Regions from separate parts of the Homo sapiens genome. Here region 1 is linked to region 2. A link is an interaction called in ENCODE POLR2A ChIA-PET data of the cell type or tissue named here. Cell type or tissue: PC-9. All regions are shown on one strand. Links, peaks and the distances in the headings refer to the core of each region. The heading gives the core; the rest is flanking DNA. Region 1 overlaps EPN2 (epsin 2). Region 2 has its middle 14 kb from the start of ALDH3A1.

Region 1 (5,370 bases), core at 259-5,258, 510 kb before region 2:
CTCAGCTCACTGCAGGCTCCGCCCCCGGGTTCACGCCATTCTCCTGTCTCAGCCTCCCAAGTAGCTGGGACTACAGGCGCCCGCCACCACGCCTGGCTGATTTCTTTTTGTATTTATGGTAGAGAGGGGGTTTCACCGTGTTAGCCAGGATGGTCTTGATCTCCTGACCTCGTGATCTGCCCACCTCAGCTTCCCAAAGTACTGGGATTACAGGCGTGAGCCACTGCGCCCAGCCCCCTGTGTGCCTTTTTGATACTCAGAGCTGTCCTGGGATATAATGACTATACTATGGATGACAAAATTTGGGAAACATCTGATTGGAGAAAGAATTTGTATGTCACTTTATGAGAAGCAGCTGGGAGATGTAGAAGTATGGGCATTTCAAGGACAGTTTCATGACTGAGGCCAGTGTCAACCTGAAAAATATGGAACACGTGATCTAGAGGCAAATAATGGTTATAAATGAAATGCCACCAAGAACTTAATCTAATTGAGAAGACAAAGTTACTATTTGTGAGACAGAAGCTAGCAGTTTGTTGAGCCATGATTTTGATTCTTTGTCAGGGGGTCAAGAATGGAGAAAAAATTTAGAAGTCAGGGAAGCTATCAGGAGAAGGTAGGATTTGAGCTGGACCTTGAAGAACAAGAAACAGTATCCCTAAGTGGAAGGCAGATGGGAAGGTATTTCGGATCTCAGGAACAGCAGGAGTTAAAGCTTGAGATGGGATGGGGTAGGTGCTTGAGTGTGTGCTGGCTCCTGCAGCTGGTGACGGGTGGATGCCTGCTGGGAGCAGTGAGCTCCCAGGTGGCCAGATGGCCACTGGCTCTGATGAGACAGCAGCCTTGGGGTTTGGTTTTCTGGGTAGTAGGGAGCAGGGTAGGTCTTGAGTGGGTGCCACCTCAAGTGTTTGAGAAGGGGGCCCTGCGGAGTAATCTCTGTGGGTGGGGGCCTGGCCCAGACTGGCTTCCTGAGACTGGCTAGATAGCAGTTCTAGAGATGGAGAATGAAGAGAAGCCAGAGTTGAGTTGTGTTTAGGGAGTAAAGGGGGCCTCAGTGCTGGCTGGGAAGTTTGGATTTGACTCCCTGGGAGCCTGCAAATCATGTGGCCTGGAAAGCTAGAAAAATGCCCATGATGGGGCCCTACCCCAGACCAATCAAGGGGGAGCCAGTAATTTTTAGAAGTGCCCCCAGTTAATTCTCATAGTCTGTGTGGGTTGAGAAGCTGAGCTGTGTGCTTGGAGGAGCCTCTGGGAGTGTCAGGGATTGGAAGGGGAAAATTGAAGCCAGAAGAAGCCTTTGAAGTAATGTGGTGCGGGGACTGGGTTCCTGAGCTATTGTAGAATGACTGTGGATTGGCTGGTGGAATCAGGGCTGGAGAGGAACTGGCAGAAATGATCACCCTGGCTGAAATACGCCTCTAAGCTACCTTGGTAAATAAAGAAGGACAGCTTAGTAGAAAGTTTAAACAAGGGATGGGCAGAAGAGACTGTGATCCACCTATTTGGCAAGCCTCCTTTCAACCTGCATTTTAGCCACAGAGCAGGCACAGCAGGTTCTTATCTGTTCTCTCAAGCTTGCTAGCCAAGTTCCTCCCCACACCCTAAATTGTAATGACTGCAGCAGATGGTACATGTAAAATTTTAAATTACATTTCTTTAATTTTATTAAAGATAGTTGTAATGTGGAGTTACTAATTTAGATAGATTCAGTTTATTAGTCAAAGTCTAGAAGTGGGATTTTACATGGTACAGTTAATGCATGTCACAGTGTCATTGTAATATATGGTATTTCAGTCAAAAAATGAGTTTATAGTCCACTTCATTTATTCTTTACTTAATGCTTATTGAGCACATATGTATTATGTGCTGTTGGCTGGGAACGCCTGAGTGAATAAAATTTAAGTTCCTCTTACATTTCAAAATAGTTTTTGGTCTGCAGATGGTGGCTCTTGCCTCAGTAACAAGTAATATTAGCTTTGGGAGATAGCTGGGGGAGGGAAGTTTAGAAAGTGGTGTCAGACACTAGAATGGAACCTGGGAACCAGAGAAGGCTTCGAGGAAATAGTATGTGAGTCGAGTCTTGAAGGAAAAGTGGGAGTTCTCAGGGACAGAGATGAGAGGATCCCTGGCCGAGGGAGCTGCATTATGCAGAGGCCTGAGCTGAGCAAGGAGGGCGCAGAGGAGGAAGAGCTGGACATGTGGCAGAGGCCCAGCTGCCTGCTGACCAGACTCTCCAGGCAGGACAGGCGAGCTTGGTGAGGTTTGACTCATGGGCTGTGGTTTTCACGTAGCCTTTTGGCGGTGAGTGGGCAGGACTGTGGGCCTTCCACCCCACCTCTAATCAGAGCATCTCTGTGCTGGTGAAAGTGGGGAGCTAAAAAGAGCCCACTTGAGAAGTGTTCCTCTGCTGTTGAAGAACAACCGAAGTTATCTGGAGCTGCAGTGAGCAAGCTGGCACCCTGAGGGTGGCTGGGAGGGAGAGGTTGGAGGTTTCTTCCAGAGGACCTGAAGAGCCCTCACTTTTTTCTGTTTGCAGTGAGATGGATGTTCCCTCCTCTACTCCAGGCCAGTTTCCCAAGGCCTCTGGGTAATGTCTATGTGATTAAACAGTCTCTTGGGAATAGAACTCCTTTCAGTTAAGCAGCTCTATTTTCCAGAAATCCCTGGATAATTTTATGACCATGTGGTAAAGGTAAGGGACCTTGCGTTAACTTGGGGTGAATGTCAGAGAGCTGCTGTGTGCTAGGCTCCGTGCTGGGCACCCAGGAAATAGTCCTTGCCCTTGACTCTGCCCAGTCTGGACTAGAAAAGTGGTCCTTAGGTGGATTGAGCTCACAGATGTGTTTTGTTTGTGCCTCTTTCTAAACATTGAAATTGGTTGCTCTGTCAGTTTCCTATGGCTGCTGTGACAAATTGCCACAAATGCAGTGGCTTAAAACAATGCAGTTGTATAGGCGGGAAGTCCGACACAGGTCTTAATGGGCTGGGGTCATGGTGTAGTTAGAGCTGGTTCCTGCTGGAGGCTCTGGGGGGGAACCCGTTTTCTCTGCCTTTCCAACTTCTTGAGGCCTTTTGTGTTCCTTGGCTCGTGCTCCTTCCATCTTTAAAGCCAGCTGCGGTTTTCCACTCTTTCCCACGTGGTTTCTCTCTGACCCTGACTCTTCTGCCTCCCACTTCCACTTTTAAGGATCCTTGTGATTACGTTGGGCACACTGAATAATCCAGGATACTATGTTTTAAAGTCAGCTGATTAGAAACTGAATTTTTTTTTTTTTTTCAGACGGAGCCTCTCTCTGTCTCCTAGGCTGGAGTGCAGTGATGCCTATCTCGGCGCACTGCAACCTCCGCCTCCCTGGTTCAAGGGATTCTCCTGCCTCAGCCTCCCGAGTAGCTGGGATTACAGGTGTGCGCGACCATGCCTGGCTAATTTTTGTATTTTTTAATAGAGATAGGGTTTCACCATGTTGGCCAGGCTGGTGTCGAACCCCTAACCTCAAGTGATCCGCCTGTATCAGCCTCCCAAAGTGCTGGGATTACAGGCGTGAACCACCATGCCCTGCCTAGAAACTTAAATTCTAACTGCTACCTTAATTCTCCTTTGCCACAAAACCTAACATATTCACAGGTTCTGAGGTTAAGATGTGGTTATCTTTGGGAGGCCACTATTTGTTGGTCATAGTTGCCAATATTAAAAACAGGAGATCTTACATAGCCTCCTAGTCTTGCAGCTTCATTGACAAATCAGAACACTTGGCAGCCTGGGGCCTGTACTGTTGCCTGGTAACAGTGGGTCAGAGCCAGTGTCGGCGCCATCTCTAGTTGGGGCTTGCGGGTGCCAGTTCTCCACAGACTTCCACCCTCCACATGGTGCCTGCTTATTTCCCCTGGTTGTCTGGTCCCTGCTCTGGGGACACAGGGGCTTACACAGAGTCCAGTCAGGGCAGAATCCCCAACGCAGGGTGGCTGAGTTTGTCTACCTTTCTGTTCATACCCTGCTACTTGCCCCCCTGCACCTCCCCCCTCACTTACTGCCTCTATACCCTTTCCCTGAAGCCTCTTCTGCCTCTGCCTGGCACACACTGTCCCTCCTCCTCTCTGTGCCCTTCTCTCTCTGACCCAGGGCTCTACATTCTGCAGCATCTCTGGTGCTATTTTAGGTGGGATTGTTTGTGCCATGATTCCTTGTCTCTTGTCCCCTCCTTTTCTGGCACCCAACACTAGTACATTCTGATGCCTTCCCTTTTATGTCTTGCATTGGTGTTTGTGAAAAGCAAGTCTTTATAGTGTACCTTTAGAGCAATATCCATTAAAAACCAGGATCACACAACAAGCATGTAGTTGAACATCTGTGTGCCTTGCACTCTCCTAGACATTGGGAATGCCATGGGGACTCCTGCCCTACCTCTAGTTCTAGAAGAGGGATAGGGGAAACAAATGGATAGGCAATCACAGTGTCAGCTTCTTACTGCATCTGGAGAGGCAGGATCTTGCTTCCTTCAGCTCCCAAGCCTGGAGGTGAGCTCTCTTTGCACTGTGTGTTGGGTGGGGTTGTTTGTGGGGCTCTGTTAAAAGCGTTTCAGTGGAAGATCCCTGAGTTTGCAGACATCGCCTGGACCCCCAGCTTGTAGTTGAATTTTTTTTTTTTGAGAAGTGCAGTTGTGTAATCTCAGCTCACTGCAACCTCTGCCTCCCAGGTTCAAGCGATCCTCTTGCCTCAGCCTCCTGAGTAGCTGGGATTAGAGGTGCACGCCGCCACTCCTGGCTAATTTTTGTATTTTTAGTAGAGACAGGGTTTCACCATATTGGCCAGGCTGGTTTTGAACTGCTGACCTCAGGTGATCTGCCCACCTTGGCTTCCCAAAGTGTTGGGATTACAGGCGTGAGCCACTGCACCCGGCCAGGTAGTTGAGTGTTGAGCAGGCAACTTGGAAGCTTGGATATCATACAGGTTGAGTATCCCTTGTCTGAACTGCTTGGGACTAGAAATCTTTTAGATAGTAGACTTTTTTGGATTTTTCAGTGTTTGCATATGCATAATGAGATATCTTGGGGATGGAACCCAAGTCTAAACGTGAAATTCATTTATGTTTTGTGTATACCTTACACCCATAGCTTGAAGATAATTTTATATAATATTTTAAATAAGTTTGTGTACAAAACAAAGATTTGACTGCATTTTGATTGTGACCCCGTTGCATGAAGTCAGGTGTGGAGTTTTCCACTTGTGGTATCATGTTGCTGCTGCTCAAGAAGTTTCTGATTTTGGAACATTTTGGATTTTGGATTTTCACATTAGGGATACCTAATGTGAGAGAGACTAGGCCGCACAGCTCCCTGCACTGCTGCCTGGTGGTCTGAACTGGGGCTCTG
Region 2 (5,370 bases), core at 220-5,219:
CTCTCCCTCTGCCCTCCCTGCCCCCTGCTTGTCTCTGCACATCTGCCTCATTCCTCCTGCCTGCTGGAGGAGAAGCGGGAAGGAGACAGGGAGTGTCCATGGACTCCCATGCCTGTGCTCAGTGAGGCCCCACACTCACACGCACAGCCCTAGCCCCGAGGCCTGCTTGCCACCAAAAGCAAGCATCTCAACACGTGGCCTAATGCCTTCCTCCTGCACGAATCCATGGGGCCTCACTCCCCACTCACCTGTCATTTCGAGATTTCCACGCTCCCTGCTCCTTGGCTGCCCCGCCCCACGCCCCACCCCTCCTTCCTGCCACCCTCTTGTCCATCCATCCACCCAAACCCTGCCTCTGGGCCCTCTGGAAAGCACAGTCCTCCTCCTCCCTTCCTGAACCCGAAATCTGTTTGCCCAAAGGACCAGGGCGGCTTCCCTGCGGCCCTCCTTCCCAAGGGTGCTGCCTTTCTCCAGGCCCCTCACGCCTCAGGACCTGGGGTGGAGAGGGCTCCTCCAAGCCCTGTGGTGCATCCAGGCCGCAGGACAGTGCTTGTCTCCACAAATCCCAGCTCCTCGGAAGCTGACACCATGGCCCGAGGCCCCTCCTCTCTCCCTCTCCCTTAGGGAGGCCCACCTGGCCCTCCTCACTAAGATGCTCAGCGCCAGAGCCCTCGGCTTCTGATCTCATCTGCACCGACTTTTTCTTCCATGCGCCTTCAGCTCACACTGCCAAGGTCCCACTGTGAGCGATGAGCTTTACACAGTGACAGCCCTGGTCAGGAGAAAGGTGCTCTCTCATAACTGATGATGCCTGTCTGGGGCCAGCAGGATCAGAGCTGGAACTAAGGAACAAACACTGGCAAACAAGTGCCTTATTTTTCCATGTAGACCTATTTTTTTCATATTTCTTTTGTGGTAAAAATACATAAAATAGATTCACCATTGTAACCGTTTTCAAGTGTAGAGCTCAGTGGCATTAAGCACATTCACACTGTGTGCAGTCATCAGCTCTATCCATCTCCAGGACTTTTTCATCCTCCCCAAACTGAAACTCTGTGTCCATTAAAAAAACTCCCCAGAGCCACTGGAAACCACCATTCTCCTCTGTCTCTATGAACCTGACGACTCAGTGCCTCATGGAAGTGGAATCATACAAAATTTGTCCTTCTGTGTCTGGCTTCTTTCACTCAGCGTGATGTCCTCAAGATGCATCCCGTGTTGCAGCACGTCAGGATTTCCTTCCTTTTTCAGGCTGAATAACATCCCACCATCTGTCTATGCCTCATTTTACTCCTCCACTCACCAGCCCGTGGACACTTGGGCTGCCTCCACCTTTTGGCTATTGCAAATCACGCTGCAATGAACATGGGGGTGCGAGGATTTCCTCGAGACCCTCTTTCGCTTCTCTCAGGTATATAATCAGAAGCAGAATTGCTGGATCATGTGGTAATCCTACGTTTAACTTTCTGAGGAACTGCCAGACTGTTCTCCACAGCAGCTGCACCATTTTAACATTCCCAACCGCCATGCACAAGGGTTCCAATTTCTCCACATCCTCACAACACTTATTTTCATGGAGGTTACTTAATCGCTACAGTGAACAGGCAGGTCTCAGAGTTTGCCGTCAGAAAAACAACTCTCTTTTCTCTCCTCTGAGCTCTGCAGCTAGTTCTTCCTGGACCTTGGGACGAGAACTGGGGCAAGTCCATGATGTTCCCTCTCCGATCATGAATAACAACTTGATTTCAGTCAGTTAAAAAAAAATGCCTGTTGGGGACGGGCGTGGTTGTTCACACCTGTAATCCCAGCATTTTGGGAGGCCGAGGCAAGCAGATCACCTGAGATCAGGAGTTCGAGACCAGCCTGGCCAACATGGCAAAACCCCGTTTCTACTAAAAATACAAGAAAATTAGCTCAGCGTGGTGGCACACGCCTGTAGTCCCAGCTACTCGAGAGGCTGAGGCAGGAGAATCGCTTGAACATTGGCAGCGGAGGTTGCAATGAGCCGAGATCACACCACTGCACTCCAGCCTGGGCAACAGAGCGAGACTCTATCTCAAAAAAAAAAAAAAAAATGCCCGTTGGGGTAATCCTTGGAGCCTCTTCCAAGTACCTCACCCCGTGGGCCTCTGCAGCTGCAGGTGCTGTGGTGGGCAGGAGGCCCTATAGGCTTCTCAGCCTCCCCACCTTGCTCCTCCTTCTCCTCCTCCTCCTCCTCCTCCTCCTCCTCGGCCTCAGTGAGCCCGGGCTCCACTAAGATCACAGAGGGAAGGTAGGCAAAGGGGCTGGGGAGCAGCTTTCTTGTCTCGCGCCAGTCTCAGGTGGTTTCTTCTGAGGTCCGAGGCTTGCTCGCTCACACAGCAGCTTTTGACAGCCTCCCACACCCTCTGTTCCCAAGGACTGCTGCCCTGGGCTCCCTTTGACGGAGGAGATGCCATCTCTACAGACGGCTCATGCTCCTCTGCTGCTCCTTAGCCTCTGACAGACACCCCCTGCTTTCCTGCCAAGGCCCCCTTACCCCAAGCCCTGGAGCAGCCATGTTGGACAGGACCCCCAGCTCTCCCTGCCTGCGTCTCTGCCCACATCGCCCCCTTGGCACTGCTGCACAGTCTTTGGCCTACAAAGTGTTTGAGAGCAGCTGGCCAGAAATGAACTCCTGGCCATTTGATTTTTCAGGCAGCAGACACCCACCTAGCATGTCCCCCAAGCTTCAGAAGATACATAGAAAAGCTCTCCCAAAGGTGCCACCAAGGAGGGGTGCCAGCAGCCTCAGCCCTCCATCGGAGGGAGACGCTCAAAGCAGTCTCACTTAGCATCCCTCAAAAGCAGGGCCGGGGAAGGAGAGCCAGCGCAAGGGCAACACTGAGTTGGGTCCTGGCTATTTCCGCGGGGGCGCCTGAGCAACGGTCTGGCTGGTCTCCCCTGGCAATGGTGCACCCGGAGGACTCAGCACTGCCCTCTGCTGCTGGCAGGTTGAGCTTAGCAAAATCAGCCTGCTGGGCCCACGGGTAGCCTGCAGCTCCTTCACCATGGCAGGCTTATCCTGGGCTCACGGTGCAAGCATCAGGGTGGCCAAGGATGGAGGCCAGTTGACCTTCACTGGACAAGTCGTCCTGTCCACCTGGTTTGTCCTGTGCCCCTCTGGTGGGCGCTGACACTAAACACAGTACTGTCTGCTCACTGCCTGGGTTATCACAAGTCTTCTCCAGATCGCCTTCGCTCCAACTTGCCAATCTTGCTTCTTCTAAGCCCCTGACCAATCAGCAAAGCCATGCACCACTGCCCGCATGTCTGTGTCTCTCCTTCCCCCCAGCCTCTCCTCTCTATACAAAGGCTATGCCAGGCACGCTGCTGGAAGCTCTGCCCACCTTGCAGACAGGGTCTCCTAGCATGTGACCTAGCTTCACCAATCCAACAGGCCGACACTGGACCTTAAAAGAGCCAAGATGTGGGGACCTCAGGGGTTTTTCTCTCTGACAGCAGTAGTGGTTGCCACAAGATCAAATTTCCCGAGAGGCAGCGGACACAGTGTCAGCAATGCATTGACATCCTCTGCCTATTCCAGTTCTGCAGCTTCATTTCTGACTTTTTTTCCCCAGCTCTCCAGGCCTCCCCCAAATTCTTACAAATAGCCTTTAAAAAAAATAACAAGTTCTTTTCTGCTTAAATAAGCCAAAGTTGTTCCTATGTTCCCATTTTTGCTAAGCTGCACAAAATGGCCATAGGAATTCCTCCCATCCCTGTATGTACAGAGCTTTACAATGTGCCTTTGCTATAAACCCCATCAATAGGGGGATTTCTCCACCTCCTGAATCTGGGCTTGGTCATGGGGCTTGCTTTGGCCAATGGGACACTGGCAAATATGAGGCACAGAGACACGTAGGGTGCTGGTGATTGCGCCCTGGGACTTGCTCTCCACCTACCATGGGACACCACCATGTAAACAAGGCTGAGCTGGCCTGCCAGATGATGGCAGACAGGAGGCCAAGTCATCCTTGATGTCCCAGCTAAACATCATGCAAGTCTACAAACCCAAGTGAAGTTGTCTTAGACCACTGACCACCAGCCATGTTGACTCAGACCAGAACTGCCTAACTCGCCCATAAGCATGATGAGAAATAATACATGCTTATTATTTTAAGCCATTAAGTTTTGGAGTGGCTTGTTATACAGCAAAAATTAACTCATACACTTTCTAGCAACTGAGAATACTGATAGATACCCACATCCTATTGATCTCCAAGGCATTTTAACTCCTACTCATCTATTGAAATCATCCATCATTCTCATGTGAGTAAGTTTCATCTGGTCTCCCTGAATCCATCTGTGCCCCTCTCATCTTTTCTGCAACCTGCCAATCTGATTAAGCCACATCCCATGCTTAAAAATGGCTGCAAGGCTGGGCACGGTGGCTCACATCTGCAATCCCAGCACTTTGGGAGGCCGAGGTGGGTGGATCACTTGAGGTCAGGAGTTCCTGACCAGCTGGCCAACATGGTAAGACACCATCTCTACTAGAAATACAAAAATTAGCCAAACATGGTGGCGGGCGCCTGTAGTCCCAGCTACTCTGGAGGTTGAGGCAGGAGAATTGCTTGAACCCGGGAGGCAGAGGTTGGAGTGAGCCAAGATCTCGCCACTGCATTCCAGCCTGGGCGACTGAGCCAGACTCCGTCTTAAAAAAAAAAAAAAAAAAAAAGGCTGCAAGCTCATCAACATACCTCTCCCTCTCTCTCTTCCCACCCAGACTCTCTGACCTGCAGTCACACAGTGACAGTGCTGACAGCCTGTGTTCTGTTGTGAGCTGAAATCCCCGACTTGCTCACATATACATAAACATGCTTAAAGCTGCACCTAAGCAGATCCATCTGCTTCATTTACATCTAGAGATGGGCTGTAAGAACATGAGCTCTGGAGGAAGCCTGCCTGAGTTAGAATCCTGGCTCAGGGACTCACCACCTATGAGAAATTAAGCAAGTTACTTAACCTCTCTAAGCTTCAGTTTCCTCATGGGCTGGCTGTGGGTTCATATAAAATGCTTAGAACTGTGACTGGCAGGCAGGGCGCAGTGGCTTACACCTGTAATCCCAGCACTTTGGGAGGCTGAGGCAGGTGGATCACCTGAGGTCAGGAGTTCAAGACCAGCCTGGCCAAGATGGTGAAATCCCATCTCTACTAAAACTACAAAAATTAGCCAGGCGTGGTGGCAGGCACCTGTAATCCCAGCTACTTGGGAGATTTAGGCAGGATAATCTCTTGAACCCAGATGGCAGAGGTGCAGTGAGCTGAGATCGCGCCACTGCACTCCAGACTGGGCAAGAGTGAGACTCCGTCTAAAAAAAAAAAAAAAAAACTGACTGGCATGGGGAA

Evidence for each region. ChIA-PET counts read pairs that join two places held together with the same protein. Peaks named below come from ENCODE experiments on the same cell type or tissue, not always from the same donor. Only the 100,000 strongest peaks of a DNase experiment are listed, where the experiment ranks them.
Region 1: POLR2A ChIA-PET joins it to region 2 with 10 read pairs; 3 of 35 experiments call an interaction of 5 or more read pairs at or near these places.

The regions. Positions count from the first base shown.
Region 1 is chr17:19,246,835-19,252,204 of GRCh38, forward strand. The region is part of intron 1 of EPN2 (epsin 2); the gene reads left to right. Among named protein-coding and RNA genes, the nearest start is that of EPN2, 12 kb to the left of the region's middle. In PC-9, for the core only: no CTCF peak of the experiment used is centred there; DNase peaks (open chromatin) are centred at 1,527 and 2,247; H3K27ac peaks cover 2,608 bases.
Region 2 is chr17:19,759,736-19,765,105 of GRCh38, forward strand. No RefSeq gene overlaps it. Among named protein-coding and RNA genes, the nearest start is that of ALDH3A1, 14 kb to the left of the region's middle. RefSeq lists enhancers at 1-199, 2,727-3,227, 2,762-2,851. In PC-9, for the core only: CTCF peaks have their summits at 2,958 (motif pointing left) and 3,160; no DNase peak of the experiment used is centred there.